2 separate regions of the Mus musculus genome follow, and region 2 is linked to region 1. Evidence: chromatin loops called from intact Hi-C (ENCODE). Cell type or tissue: heart. All regions are shown on one strand.

The links. Hi-C counts contacts between places; a loop is a spot of excess contacts. Peaks named below come from ENCODE experiments on the same cell type or tissue, not always from the same donor. Only the 100,000 strongest peaks of a DNase experiment are listed, where the experiment ranks them.
Region 2: it touches region 1 in a loop (2.5-fold over the local background); 5 of 42 quality-filtered maps call a loop at or near these places.

Annotation. Positions count from the first base shown.
Region 1 is chr2:84,068,394-84,076,393 of GRCm38, forward strand. No RefSeq gene overlaps it. Among named protein-coding and RNA genes, the nearest start is that of Zswim2, 130 kb to the left of the region's middle. In heart, no CTCF peak of the experiment used is centred here; no DNase peak of the experiment used is centred here.
Region 2 is chr2:84,178,862-84,186,861 of GRCm38, forward strand. No RefSeq gene overlaps it. Among named protein-coding and RNA genes, the nearest start is that of Zswim2, 240 kb to the left of the region's middle. In heart, CTCF peaks have their summits at 4,951 (motif pointing left) and 7,490 (motif pointing right); DNase peaks (open chromatin) are centred at 6,030 and 7,480; H3K27ac peaks cover 750 bases.

The DNA.
Region 1 (8,000 bases):
AGCCAGTGACATTTAGTCATAGATGGGAGAGTGACTCAGGAGCTCCCCTCATTCAGAGACAAAGTCATTACCTCCAGTGATGTGGCCACCTATGAGGTACTCATGGTCTAATGCATAGCCTTACATTCATGTCCATGTGAATATCTTGTTAAACCTAGTGGAACATAAAGCAAAAACACAACAAAAAGCCATAAAAGTCATTCATGAAAGGAAGAGGAAAAGTTGGTGAGAGTAGAAGGAGGAAAAAGAGGGTGGAGGGATGAGAATGGCTAGAATGTATCGCACACATGAACAAAATTGTCAAGGAATAAATTAACAAGCACAAGCAACAATAACAAAATTTGAGCTCAAGCTTTTCCAGATCTTTATTTTCTGGAGGGAAACAGGGACTGACTCGGAATAAACTTTCACTCTGTGAGGTCAAGAGCCTGTGCCAAATATTTAGGGATAAACATTGTACGGCAAGCAATAGAGTATAAAACAAACATAACCCAGCCAGTCTCTGCTGCTCTAATTCAAGGAAGAGGAAGAATAAAGGGAAATTAGAGCAGATGAAGCAAAATAAACAGGAGCTTACAAACAAGTCTAAACAGAACTGTGATAACAATAAATGCGAATGACTTAATTTTACCTCTAAAAGGCAGGAGGCCACTTCAAATTGGATTTTAAAAATTTAGTTATATATTGCTTATGAGAAATATGTAAACATGATTATGAAGCAAAGTGGAAAACATTGAAGTGGAAAAACACACCCAAATAGGATTCCAACCACATGTGTTATTGTAATATTAATAAAGGGAGAAATTAATTTTAAACCCAAAAGGAGTTAATTTCATTTGATTTTATAGACACTTGTAAGAGATGTGAACTGGTAATTTATATTTGAATTTTCCATATTTTTAAAGATATGCTACCTGATTAAGCTTGTTGGCAATGTTTTGGTTTATATCATCAGGAGTAGTATTTTATAATCTTCATGTGCTGGTTTTGGCTGATTTTAGTGCCACAGTAAATCTTTTTTTTTTTTTTGAAAATATTTATTAGATATTGACTTTATTTACATTTCAAATGTTATCCCCTTTCCTGTTTTCCCCTCTGAAAACCCCCTATCACACCCCACTTCCCCTGCTTCTATGAGGGTGTTCTACCTACCCACCCACTTCTGCTTCCCTGTCCTGGCATTCCCCTACACTGGGGCATCAAGCCTTCACAGAACCAAGGGCCTCTACTCCCATTGATGTCTGACAAGGCCCTCCTCTGCTACATATGCGGCTGGAGCCATAGGTCCCTCCATGTGTACTCTTTAGTGGGTGATTTAGTCCCTGGGAGCTCTGGCAGGGCATCTGGCTGGTTGATATTGTTGGTGTCACAGTAATCTTGACCTCATAATATAAATTGAGAAATATCCCTAGCTTGGGTCTCTACAAGAGAAGATAAGTAATTACTGCTGTTTCTTTTTATTAAATATTTAGCAAAATTTATCAGTGAAACAGCTACTGGGTAAATTTTATTAAAGATTTCATTTAGGACAGTTTTACAAGTACAAAATCAATTTTCTAGTAGATGAAAATCTAGGATGTTGCTACTGAGTTTTTATCATTTTCATTTGTCAGGGAAGTGGTATTCATCTGCACTTGGTCTTTTTGTCGCATCTTTGGGAACATGCCCTCATCTTGGGCCTTTTTTTTGTTAACTTACATTTTCATTTAATTCAAGGATTTTCCAGGTTTCCCATGTAACTTCTTGCTTGACATGTGGATAATTTAATCTTTTCATCTTTAAATATTTATAGGTATTTCCTGCTAATATTTAGAGAACATAATTTACATGACCCAAATTACTTCAGCTTTATTGAAATTAGTTTTGGGGCCTGTCTTGATGAGAATTCCATGTGTGCTTAGGAGAAATGCATACTCTGGTGTTATTGGATGAAATGTCCTCTAAATTACAGTCAAGTTAAGTTGGCTAACTTCTGCCCATGGCTTCTGTGTCCATCTTCTGGTTTTCTAGTCTGTAATGTGAATTACAAATACATGCAGAGCAATCTTCATGTAAAGTCTCATAAATGCTGAGTTCAAAGTTCATCTGTATTTTAATGAACTAAGACAAGAAATAGCTCATTGTATTTATTCAGCTACTTACCATTTTTCTTGCTTTTCCCATAGTTCTACAGTTCTAAATTTTCCACTGGTATAATTCCCATTAAATCCTTTGTTTGGGTAAACTTTTTGTGGTTTTCTCAACTTCTTGCATTTTAAAATTGAAAATGTGTTTTTCAGAGACTCGGGAGGCCAGTTTTCATCCACCAGCCTTCCACTTGTGCTCTCTGTCATTGTCTCTTTACTCCGTCTTATGGTCTCCAGTGGTACTGGATGAAGATTTTACCATTATGTTAACCTCAGGATCTAGTAGCTCTTGTCAATATTTTCTCACTTTTCCTCTATTGTTTATTGGAGATTTTTCATCCATATACTCTGAAACCCAGGGATGATATCGTTATCTCTATTATTTTACTGAGCCTATGCACAGAATTATGCAAGTTATGGTTACTGTATCTCTCAATTTTTAGATTTGCCTTTGTTTTCTTTTTAAATAGTATTTTCTATTTATCTGCTAAGGACTTTGTTTCTGTTTATTTCAGTGATATTCCTGTTTGTTCCATGGATAATAGATGCCTTAAAATTTTATTACAACATCTGGGTCATCTTCAGTTTGACAGCTATCAATTCTTCTTCCTTTGGAATGTTGGCTCACTTTTCCTAGTTATTATTATGTCTTTACAACTTTAAACAATATGTTTTATAGTTTTATACATTGATGAAAATCCTCTGAAGGCTGAAGGTTTTGTTTGGTCGTCAGCCAACCAAACTAGGATTATAGCTTGAATTCCCTTTGTCTTTGGTGTATGGTAGTCCTAAGTCTGATTATTATGAGAGGCAATTGGGATTTACATGGGGCCATTCTCAAAACCTTTGCCACACCTTTTTTTTTTTTTTTTTTTTTTTTTTTGTATCTAGGCAGAATTTGGGGTGAGCCTGGAAATTGCTTCATGCTCCTCTTTTGAGTTTTCTCTTCTCTTCTCTTCTCTTCTCTTCTCTTCTCTTCTCTTCTCTTCTCTTCTCTTCTCTTCTCTTCTCTTCTCTTCTCTTCTCTTCTCCTCTCCTCTCCTCTCCTCTCCTCTCCTCTCCTCTCCTCTCCTCTCCTCTCCTCTCCTCTCCTCTCCTCTCCTCTCCTCTCCTCTTCTCTTCTCTTCTCTTCTCTTCTCTTTTCTTTTCTCTTCGTAACTTTTGCTTTCTGGATAACCTTCCCACTCAAAAATATGTCAGGCCAGAAAAAAAAAAAGCCTTCTCTACAGTGTTGGCTCCCTCACAATTGTAAGGAACCCTGGAGGTTCTGTGACAAAAGAAAACACAGAAATTAAAAATGGGAATTCCTGAAGCACAGCTTCTACATAGTGGCCATGTTCATTTTTTCTATACACACCCCTTGCCTCAGGGTTTGAGGACTCTAGAACTCACTGCTGCTACCATTGGCACTATCATTAAACACAAAAATTAAACCTACTGGCCTTTGTACACCATCCCCACTTTCTGGCTTGCAGAGGTTCTTCAAGTCCTGTGGCTGGAAACAGGTTTTTTGTTTTGTTTTGTTTTGTTTTTTCCTGAAAGTAGGTTTGCTGTCTGTACATAAAGGTCACTCCTCTGACTTGGCCTATATTTAAACAGAACTCTGAAGAACCCAAAAGGAGAAGTCTTAGGAATCGAGGGCATTGAATAGAGACTTTCAAGTGTTTAGAATATTTCATAATAATAAGGTGTATGTGTGTAAAAACTGATTGACAACCAGAGGTAAAGCTACGCATCTTGACCAAGGGCTGCTCAGCTCTCCTTGCTGGAGCACGAAACAGCAGTTTTCCATTTTTGCTCTCTTGGTAGATGAACTTGAGCAGAGATGGAAAGAAGGGGAGAGGTGGGAAAAGAGTGAATCCTGCCATGGAAACACAGCCACAGGCTTCCTCATTCTAACCTGTGTAACTATGAGCCTTTTAGAGACACCAGACACATTTTGCCATTGTTTTGTGTATTTTACTTTTCTCCTTTAAGAAATGTAGAGGAAACTTTTGGGAAACTTAGGTATGTGAAAAAAAAATTCCACCATTCTTTGCCTTGAAAATCTTGTGTTAACATGTAGCCATAGAGAGTAGCCTTGTTTTCCCTCTCTAGAACTAGTTTGTGTGGGTATAATTTAAAACTTCTACCTCGGGGAATATATTGTTAGTGGATTTGAGTTACTAAAAATTTGATTGAAAGAATTTCAATTATTAAATGCCAAATCATATCGATAGTCAGTATAAAATATATTCTTTTCTTTTTTCTCTCTTCTCCTTTACCAGCAAGGACAATGAAGATGTGCCATCCTGAGAGAGACAGAGCCAGGACAAACATGCCTTGCCCTACTATATATAACACTGTTTCATAAAGTGGGAAGGGAAAAGAAAACCCAAAGGGTAAAAGAGAAAGCAATTGTTTTGGGATGATGGCTCTTAAGAATAAACATAAAATGAGAGATAATAATCTAGTTTCTGCAGGAAGTGGAGATAACACAGGGTGGTCCCCACATCTAGATAATCTTGTCTGGGTTGAAGTAGGAGTGGCAGGAACACTCAGCTTTGAACCCACTGGAGGAAGAAAGCGGATGCTAACCACTCCACCCTTTCCTCCTCCTGTGCTTGGATCTTTTTTGTGTGTGTGTGTGTTCTTCTTTGTGATGAGGGCACTTGGGAGATACTTATGTGCTTTTTAATGTCTGGAAAGACCAACTGACATGTTTGCAGAGGGGACTGCAAGTGCAGTTTAATAATAGTTGAAAATTTTAAGAGGCAGAACCCATGATTTACTAGCGTTTCCTACACACCCGGTTCTGCCAGGACGCAGATGAGGTCAGTTTTCTGATCCGGGATGGAGCTACATGTCTGCACTAGATGATCTCCACGGAGCCTTCCAGAGGCCAGTGTCAAAGGTCAACACAGAAAGCTCAGTCTGCGAATCTCAGTCTTGGCCCAGCTGGAAAAAAAAACTGGATCATGGTTTGCTTTACTCTTTTCATAAGAATATAAGTTCATAAGAAGAACAGTTGCTATACAAATAACAACTCTATAAAATTAAAGTAACGGAGCATTGATCCTGATAGACTGTTCGGAGAGCTAGGTGTCTAATAGGACTGTTTGTCTATATTCTTAGCTTTTATATTTTAAAGCAAGGTTAATCTCAAAGGGTTCTTGCAAAAAGAGCTAAAAAAAATTGAGTTTCAAACTCCTCACCAGTTTCAGCCTGTATATAAAAAATTTAAAACATCATATGTTTGTGAGCCTAAATTTCTCAGTATTTATATTTATAATAATAAGCACCTATTTGAATGATATAAAAAGTAAGCAAATGAAGCATTGTTTGTAAAAATCACTAATGTAGCCAAAGTGAATCTTTTCCCTCCCAAATGTTTCATTCCTTCATTTGTGTATAATCCATGTCTTATGGACATGTAATTTTTTCTATTGAAAAGCTAAAAATTGACCTTAAGTCAATTTTTTCAAATGTCAGTACATATATACAGTATTTAAACAGAACTATGTTAGAGATATGTTAGTTAACTTTTCCATTGCTATGATAAATACCTGAGCTGACAAAATCAACTTAAAATGAGGAAAGAAATAGCTTGATTAACAGTTTCAGTAGTTTTCATGCAGGAACACTACATTAAACCACATCTTCTGGGACTATGATAACCAAGAACACTATGGCAGGGAGCAAAAGATGGAGGCATAGCTGCTCATTTTATGATGGTCATGAAGCAGAGAGAAAAAGACAGACACAGATATAGTCACCCAGATACTCAGACACACATACACACACACACACACACACACACACACACACACACACACACACACACCATGGGGTGGGGTCAGAAAGAGGTAAAAAGACAGTGCAGACTTTTGTGGTAGGCCCTCTCTCAAAAAATTAAGCTTCAACTTGTAAATCAATCTATTGATGAGATCAGAGTCTCCAAGGCCTCATCTCTTGATACTTTTGCTTTGGAGACCAGTCTTTTTCAGCCTATGAACTTTTGAGGGACATTTCATACCCAGACCTTACAAGGTCTTTCCACATATGAAGGCACCCGTTATGTTTGTTTTTAATTGAGATCATTAAGGAGAATATGATTGAGAAGGCCAAGAGAAGTGGAGTTCTAGGATACTAAATTGATTTCTCATGTGAGTCACAGTTGAAATTGTCTGAGCCCACCATCCCTGAAAGTTCTTACTGTCTCCTCTTTGCCCTTGCTCTCCAGCTTACCAGTTGTCTCTCCAAAGGACATAGAGATACAGTCAGAGAGACAGAGAGAGGGACAGTGAGGGAGAAAGACAGAGATGGAGGGAGGGGCAGAGAGGGAAAGAGACAGAGAGACTGGGAGAGGGAGGGATGGAGGGAGGGAGGGAAGGAGAGAGGGAAAGAAAGCATAAGAGCAAGTGAGAGAGCAAGAGAGAGGAAGAGAGAGAGAGAGAGAGAGAGAGAGAGAGAGAGAGAGAGAGAGAGAGAGAGAGAGAGAGAGAGAAGGGAAACTTTCTATTGTGTGCTACCACCTTCATAGGGAACCTATAACTCTTCATACTGGCCTTGGGAGTCTCTTGATCACTAACATTTCAGTTTCCCTGTGATCACATTTTCCCACATTCCAAGCTGCTACTTGAAATGTTTCTAGAAAGAGTATTTGACAGGATAACCCTACCTCCAGGCAAATCAGACAAACGCTATTTCTAGGGCGACAAGTTAGGGCATAATTACCACAATATGCCTGGAAGCATTTCAGATTTACAGCTGCAAAGGACTCATTACCTCAGACTTTTCTCAAACCTACCTCAGACCTCAGGTCCTCTCCAGACTCAGACCTGATTCTAGTGTGTGCCCAGGCTTCAGTTACCTTTGCAAGTCTTCAGCAATTTGCTTGCCTTAAAGTATTTCACTTGACATACATGTCCTATATGTCTGCTGTGATCCAACGCAAAAGAGTAAAACCATCATTCTTTAAGACTCCAGTCCAGACCACTTTTTTTCTGTTTAGATCACATGGGCTCCTTTGTGCTTCCTCCACGGGTCCATCTTTGCACACTAGCCTATGAGTCCCTGTGACATCGACTCTTATGCTCTTATTTCTAAGTCCCTTTCCCGTATTTCACAGTATTCTTGTCATGTTTTAGTATTTTCATTGTTGTTTTCTTAACTTGGGAGTTGAAAGCAAGATTCATCTGAATAAGAATCCTCAGGAAGGGAGAGGTTGCGTTTTCATATTGCCTATGACTTTTCCTTATCACTAGACCGGGTCAGGCTTGCCTGAGGCTGAGAATTTGTGCATAATTAAGACATTTTCTTTGGTACCTACCTATTTGGCAAGCTGATTCTTGCAAATCAGCTACTGTGTCATTAATTTCAATAAGGTGACTGTGGAGCAGTAGCTAAGGAGGAAACAAAGGTCCTCAACCCCAAGAATTAAATCCTTCCTGGGCTAGGTGGTGCGCCGTCTCCACTCTCTTTACATTCAGCCATTGCACATTAAAACAAGGTCTGAAGTCATCAGTATGCCTGTTGCTCTCATTAGAATATTTGCATCTCCTCTGAAATTCATGCTGAAACTTCATCCCTAGTAGAATAGTTCTAAAAGGTCTTTCAGAGGTCATTAACACGTGAGCCATCTGCTCTTACACATGTAGTGCTACTTTTCTCAAAATAGGGAACTGGCTAGGTTTCTTTTTTTGCCCTCCAGTCCCTTTGCTCTGTAAAGGCATGACTTTAGAAGGTTCATCTTGGAATAACAGACAATGGCATCACCAAACACTGAAACTGTTAGTACCTTGGTCTTGATGTCCTTCAGAACTGTATGAAATCCATCTTTGGAATATCTTGTTTCAGGTATTTTTCTATGGCATCTCAAACTGAGCAAGATAC
Region 2 (8,000 bases), 110 kb after region 1:
TACCTTATTCCAATCAGAATGGCTAAGATCAAAACCTCAGGTGACAACACAAGTTGGCGAGGATGTAGAGAGAGAGGAACACTCCTCCATTGTTGGTGGGATTACAAACTGGTACAACCACTGTGGAAATCAATCTGGAGATTTCTCAAAAAATTGGAAATAGATCTACCAGAAAATCCAGCAATACTACTCTTGGGAACATACCCAAAAGATGCCCTACCATGCCACAGGGGCACATGTTCTTGAAAAGTTTTCAACTAACAGCCTTCAGGCTGCTTACTCTTGCCCTGATTTCTCTTATGTATGAGGCAATTTACTGCCAATTGCGATTTGCAATGAAAACTAAGTTCTCCTATATATTTACATTCTGGAAAGTGAGTAGTCAAGATATGAATAAGCAAGTAAGAACATGAACAGATATCAGTAACGAAAACATCAATCAAGGAAAAAAAAATGACAATGAAGATAGCAGTGTGATCCATGGTTGGTATTTTATAAGACCCAGATGAAAGCAATCCAGTTAGACAGAGCCCAAGGGAGGGACATCCCCAGCAAATGGACAAGGGAATGTCACAGCATAAGCTCATGAACATAGAGAAGTCCAGTTTTTATTCTAGAGCAATATCAACAATATATATCAACATTAAGTCCTTCAGATCAAATTATTAATAAGTTTGGATTTTATTATATGGGTGATATGCTGTGGTTTGGATTCTGTTATTTGTCGCCACTAAAAATCACGTTGAAAATTAATTGCCATTACAGGAATGTCAGAAGATGAAAACTTGAGGAGGTGATCAACTTCCTAATTTTGCTAGTCTTGATACTCTAATGCAATGATTTCCAATCCCCGGTTCTCAATTATCATTTTACCCTAATTTCGACACACATAGCATCTACATTTTTATTGAATGTCTTTGCTATACAGGTAGGATTTTGACATATTATTCAACTAGTGAGAAATATTTATAGAAGTCTTGATTTCAATTATATCTAGATCATCATGTATGTTCTTATATCCACATTCTCTGGATTTGGGGGAACAAAATGAACTGAAATGCATCTATCTGTTTACAGTTAGCTCTTGCAATGGCAATATATGGTAGATACTTTTGTTTACACTACAAGTGGAGAATATTTTAATGCTACAAATCACAGAGGGATTAACTACTTTTTCTCAGCTAAGTGTTCCAGAAAATATTTAATTCAAGGTTATCAGTCTTCCAGGGCAAATTCAAAGAATAATGTTCCAAATGTCTCTAAAAGTGAGATTAAAGAAGGCTCATAGCCAGGCACAAGACATACTATGCCTCTCAGTGATACAAGTTCATACTGACACTGTTTTTCATCCAGAGATAGATGGATAAAGGCAGCCCTTGGGAAATTCTCATGTTTGGGAATAATAATCCTCCTGTGGCTTCCAATTTACAAGGTCCCAGGATGGCCACATGTAAACAATGTCAGGAGAAAAAGTCTCTTCTCTGGTTGAATGACTGATTAGCAAGGTTGTTGCCCTGAACCATGTGGTCAGAACAGAAAAGACCCTGGAGGAACTGAACATGCAACTTTATTGAGTGAGTCAAGATCCATCTTCCCTTAGATTCCTGATTTCTATAGATGTGGAAGATAAGTTGTGCCATGTCTATAGAAACTATATGTTGAACAGAAAAATCTTGGACATAAGATGAATTCATAAGATGTTTAAATCTGTGTATCAGTTATGAGCTTTGATCTCATTTTGTCAGTGACCTACAATATTTAAAGAAGCTCTTGAATTTGTTAGTGAGATCTGTGGTGACAAACATGGGTTTGGACCACAGTGATGACCAACTTGAAAAATGTAAAAGATGATCACTAGATTTATGTTTTTAAATGAAGTAAGCTAATTCTAAATAACTAGAACATGTGTTATTTTATAGCACAATTTATAAAACTGAACTATCAGGACTTTATGAAAATCTTTCTGATCAGTAGAAAAAATGACTTAGGAGACATGGCTGTCAAGTGTTATGGCCAAATGAGATAATTTCATGTTACACCTGAATGAATTGTATGTGTCTTGATTTAGGAATATTTTTAATCTGGTCATATATGTGAGAGCAAAAAAATCATGAGTAAGTAAATACATTTTAAACTCCTTGTTTAGTTACATTCTTTAAATAAGGTCATTTATCTAACTAGCTACTAGTAAATGTTTACCTCACAACAGTGCTTATTTCAGAGTTTGATGAGTATCAACCAAAATCAGAGTGTAACCACTATGCATATTTCTCATTTTCTCACATTCTTCCTTTATATTTCTTAGATTAGGGAAATGTTTAGTTAGTGGCTGGTACATAGAAATGTAGTGGTAATAATAGCACCACTAGTTGTAATAGTATGAGCACAGTGATAGCTATTATAATGCCATATGTGCAACAAAGAAATTCTGGGTTCACCTTTCCTCCTGTCTCCTGTGTGACATATATACATTTTATATACATGCTTCTGCTATGTAGTGTCTGTTGTCATGCCTCAATGGCGAATCTCTTTCTTCACTATCCCACTATTACTGTTGGGCTGGTACACTTTTCTAATTTTTTTCTTTGTGAAGTGAACCCACTGGTTTTTAATGTATGCATGTATGTGTGTGTGTGTGTGTGTGATGGGGTGCATTTTCCATAGTTCATGTATGGAGGGCAGAGGACAACTTCATACGGTTAATTCTTTCTTTACATCTTTGCATGGTTTCCAGATTCAACATTAGGTCATGAGGCTTACACTAAAACTGTTTGACACACTGAATGAACTCTCTCACCCTAAACCTTTCCTTTGTCCAAGTCTAACTACTGACCAAACAAGAAGATCCCTGCCTTAATCTTTGCTCTTTAAAGAAATATTGCCCTGTCTCTCTTTATGGCAAGTGCGTATGAGTGGAGAATCTTGGAGTCATTGAAATGTGCTCAACAGACCCCGTGTCTCCATCTTTCAGGGTACTTTCCAAGTACTCAGAAGTCTCAGGGGGCTGAGGTGGGAATTTAGATACTGTGTTATGTTCAAATGTTCTTTGTCTTATGAAGGTTATGGGCATGGGAAGCGGTGGTAATGCACAGAATATTTTTTTTCTGGCATCCTCTGCTGGGAAGGTAAGAGTGGGGAAAGGAGAGGGAAGGCAAATTTCCCCAGGCCTACATTTATCCTTTCTCTGCCTCATACGTATCAGAAATGGATCTTTCTGGAAAAAGCAGTAATTCCCTAATTAGTCTGTCTCTTTATTCCTTTGCCAAACAAGTCTGTCTCTGTTTAACACTTTCTAGTAGTTTTCCATTAGCTACAGAACATGTAGTCTTCTTGGCAAGACACATAAGGACTTTGCAATAGTTGTCAACTTCATCTTTAGCCTCTACTTAAATCTCAGTTTCAAGAAGTTTCTTTTCCATTTCTTTTGAGCTTCTTACAATTTACTTTATACGTTTTGCTCCTTCAATTATTTGTGTGAAAGTAAGTTATTTCCTCTTTCTAGAGGTTCTTTCTGGTCTTTCCACCTTTCAAAATATACTCACTTACTTGTCTAGATGTAAATAAGAAATAACCCCTTTGGGTAGGTTTTCTGAACTTCATGTTTCCTCTTCTGTGCAGATTCCCAAATCCATTCTAATTACCATTATAATATTTCTAATAATAGAGTTGTCTACTTATTTGTTCTAGTATCTATTTTCTTTGTCAAAAATGTCCTCTTTCTCAGTAAACATAGACTATACCAGGCTTGGCAGTGTACGCCTTTAAATCCAGCACTTAGGATGCAGAGGCAGGCAGATCTCTGTTAGTTGGAGGCCAGCCTGGTCATAGAGAATTCCAAGACTGCCAGGGCTACAAAGAGAAACTCCATTTCAAAACAAACAAAACAAAACAAAAACATAGATTACTTTTAACACCACAAGTCTGGATGTAACAAAAATTAAAAATTGTTATAATGTATTTTCCTCAATATTCATTACCTCACTGTTTATAATTGACAATGGGAAGTTATGTGTATGTGGAGTGTGTGTGTGTGTGTGTGTGTGTGTGTGTGTGTGTGTGTGTATTCATGTGGAGGACAGAGGTGATGTCAGGCATTCTCCTCACTCACTGTCCACCTTATGCATCTTATGCATTGAAGGTGTGGTCCTTCACTTGAACCCAGAATTTGCTCAGTTCAGCAAAGCAGCTTACTCTAGGGATCCCTTATGTCTTCCTCTCAGCAAGTCATCTCTACATGGATGCTTGTGGATCTAAGCTCTGATTCTTGTATGACAAGTGTTTAGCCACTGAGTCGTCTCCCCAACTCCGTGAATAAGTGTTTAGTAAAAGACAAAGCATTATCTTGATGCTTTTCATGTTGCTTTGGAAAATTGCATACTATCTTCTAGATATCTGTACCAAAGTTAATATCTATACCTAATTATACTGAGGTTTTACCAGCAGAATCTAGGATTCTGTAGACCCTAAATAAAGAACATTTTATTATAAGATGAAAACAGCTACATTTGCCAACAACAGTATATTATTTGTATGTGCATTCTGTAATTATATTCAATTGTATTAGATTTCCTGAAAGTTCTAAATAATATAGATAGCTTAAATAGATTATAATCTCAAAAAATAAAAAAAAAAACCCTCAAAAGAAAAGAAAACATGCATGAAAGCAATTATAAAACACTCAAGACATTAATCTGCTTTATAGAGTTTAAGCATTCCTGAAATTTTAGCAACACCTGTGAACTGAATCAGGGTAAGTACCGAACACTTCAAACATGTGATTTTACTGTTTGATTTATTCAGCATTAATTAGGAAGTGATTATCCCCATGCAGCAGTTTATAAAATCTTACTGGGGAAATTAACTTGTTCAGTCACATGAGACTCATAGAACTCGGATTTAACAGTGTTTTTATATGGATACCCTTGTCCACTGCATGACAGACCTAGGAATGCCACCAAGTGGCTAACGAGTTCTGAGTAACTGCAAGACACAGGATTTTGAAAGACAGATCATCTTCTTTGAGAGATTTCAACAGTGTGTCTTAAAATAGCAATACAGCCAAAGTGCCAGAAAAGCACCAGGGACTTCCTGAGGATTAAGGACCGGCTGAAATGAAAGGTCAGGGCTTTGAACTGCTTCTTCTAATCAAAGGCAAATCCCCAGGAAATGCCTTGTGTTTTCATCATTTAATGAAAGTTCCTTACTTGCCTCCTTAAGCTCTTATTAATCATTAATCTAGTGGCCTCAGGAGTAAGTGGTATTTTCTGTTGTCTGTGTTCATGTACTTGCCCAGCTGACAAACACAGATTCATCTCAGGGGTGGGGGGCAGTGGGGGGGGGGTGAGGTGTGATCCTGAATAAGTGTATGAGAAAACGAGTGTGTTCATTTATTCCTACGTTGTAGAGTACATCAGTATGCTAGGTTATTTAGAATAGGACGATTTTCAATTTTGTCTCTCTGTGCTATCACTGACATCCAGTGATAGGGTCACTTTGTAACGAGAGTGCTTCTTGTAACCGATCTTCCCCTGTAACTATAAAACAGAGCTGATGAAGGGTAACGGCGATGATTTATATTTGGGGGGGAGGAAAGAAAGCCCTCACAAGTACTGAGCCATTTGCTCTTATCTGACCACTGAAGCTGCCGTGTATGAAGCCCAGGGATGATGGGACGATTTGCTTTCCAACTCAGGAAATGGTATTTTTCTTCTAGTCTCTCTCTGCAGCTGAATTTCCTTTTAGCCTCTTCAGTGCAAGGCCATCTCCAAGTTGTTTCCTTTGCAACCCGCCTCTTGTAAGAACTGCAAGCACAGCAATGGCACATGGGCGCGTGGCTTCAGAACTGTAATGGTGCCTAGCTGCCCTCTGAACGGGTTGTTTTAAAATATAGCTGTAATCCCTTCCATTGAATCCTGCGAGGGGAGGGGATCAGTCATGAGGAAAAGCTCAGGAAATGTCGGGGGAAGCTGCATCCCGGGAGTGTGCTAGTCCATCACACTCCGGAAGGGACAGTCTAGCTCCTAGTCACGTTGGTCTGTTCTGGCCTTCTCCGTGTGGCAAGCTTCCTCCGATTCATGCCTCGGTAAGTAGTCAGAGCTCAGATAGGAGTGGTTCTCCTAGGCTTCAGCCTCCTCTTCTAGGAAAATGTTTCCATCATTCACCACTTCCTACAATTGTTATACCTCAAGCTGAAAAAGCTATGCCTGACTGGGAAAAGGCGGGATTTTGGATCTCTCCTCTTCCTGTCTATCACCTGAATGAAAGCCAGAGGGAGGGCACCGGGATACAGCACCCCGCGCCACCGTCACTGAAAAATGGAATTTTACAAAAAGTTTTAGAAACTTCCAGTTCATTCCCGAGTGAATGTTTTCCTTTGCACAGATACAGAGCTAACTAGGAAATGTTGTCTTTCTACTGTTGAATTTCATGAGGTTTTTTTTTTTTCCCTCAAAAACGTCTTTTTAAATCTCTATAGCACTTTCATTCGTTATGGCTAAGTTACTTTATTAAAAAAGAGACTCAGAGGATTCTCATTCTTCACGCTTCTAAGGAGTTAGCCTCCTTGCCTAGCTATGCGGCCACCCAGCTTACAGCCCACAGTGTGCAGAAGATAGAATTGCCACGACCTTCATAGCACTTGCTGGACTCACTGTTCTTTCTACAGTATTCGTTGATAAACCAGAGCTTTTGTGTTTTTTAAACTACCTAGTTTAAAAACTCCATCGGGCTAAAAAGTCTCTAAGTCAAAGATATCTGGACCGGATGCCAGTGTAACTGGATAATGTTCATGCTTCCTTAAGCTACAAAATAGAACATAATATAACATACATTTTGTTGATCGTCATGGCAAATGAGGATTATAAAGGCTAAATCCTTTTTAAATTTTTTCATGAGCAATATTCACATGAATTGGTAACCTTTAAAGTTATGAACGTATTTTCAAAGCATTTATGATAGGCAACACTGAAAATTATATCTAAAATAGAGATACATTGCTTCACAAATTTTCAACAGCTTTTATAACTCTTTGACTACATCAGGGAGAAAAATCTCCCCCTTGGTATAATCATTGACCCAAAGTTGAATAAATGGGGTAAAATGTTTAGTAATGTAAAACTATCAGATACAAGTCAGGTTGTCATCTTTTAGCTGAATACCAAAAACAAAACTTACACACACTTTACAAAAGTATTTACACAGTTTGCTTTTTAATCAACCCTTTCTCCTTTCTTAACGTTTCTGAAAAGGGTTATATATAAGAAAGTAAAATGTCATTAGGCATTTTCCATATTTCTTTTCTTTCTTTGTAAAACCGATGCTTTCCTCAGAGCCGCTTTGCTCACGCAGTTCTGGGGGGAAGGGAGCAGGCAGCAGCTGCCTTGAGGCTCTGTTCTTCCATGATCACTCACTGGAGGTCTCTTCAGCCACCACAGACACAGTGCAGAGCAATGTCCTCAGCTGCTGCCCTTGCTCCCCCACAGCTCCGCACAGCTGGCCAGCAGGGCGCAGTGTCTTTCCTGGCTTGTGCTTTATTTTTCAGGATATTTCCTGGCTTCATTGTGACCACTTTTTCATTGTCAGCCAACTCATGAGCCCTCAGGAACAGACATCCTCACAAACAAAATGACATTATGAAAAACAGACCCCAGATATTGGCACATCAGCAAAACAGATGGGATTTTGATGGGGGGAAAAACTACTTTGGAAAGATTGGCATGACTCTACTATATACAAAACGTAGCTCATTCTCTGCCAATCCCAAATCACTACAACTTAAGGTCACTTTAACAAGACGACACTGAAAGTGAACCGATCGATTGCTGTTGAATCCACAGAAGATTCAACTGCACAGTTTAAAGGAGTGGCTTGGCAGGTCTGCTTATCTGGTTGAGAGTCCGTGCCTTTGAAACTTAGTATCTCAGTAAATTTATGTGAATAAAAGCATGCAAAACCTAATTTACGTAAATATTGAATATTTATTTTTTTCTAAAATCTTTAGT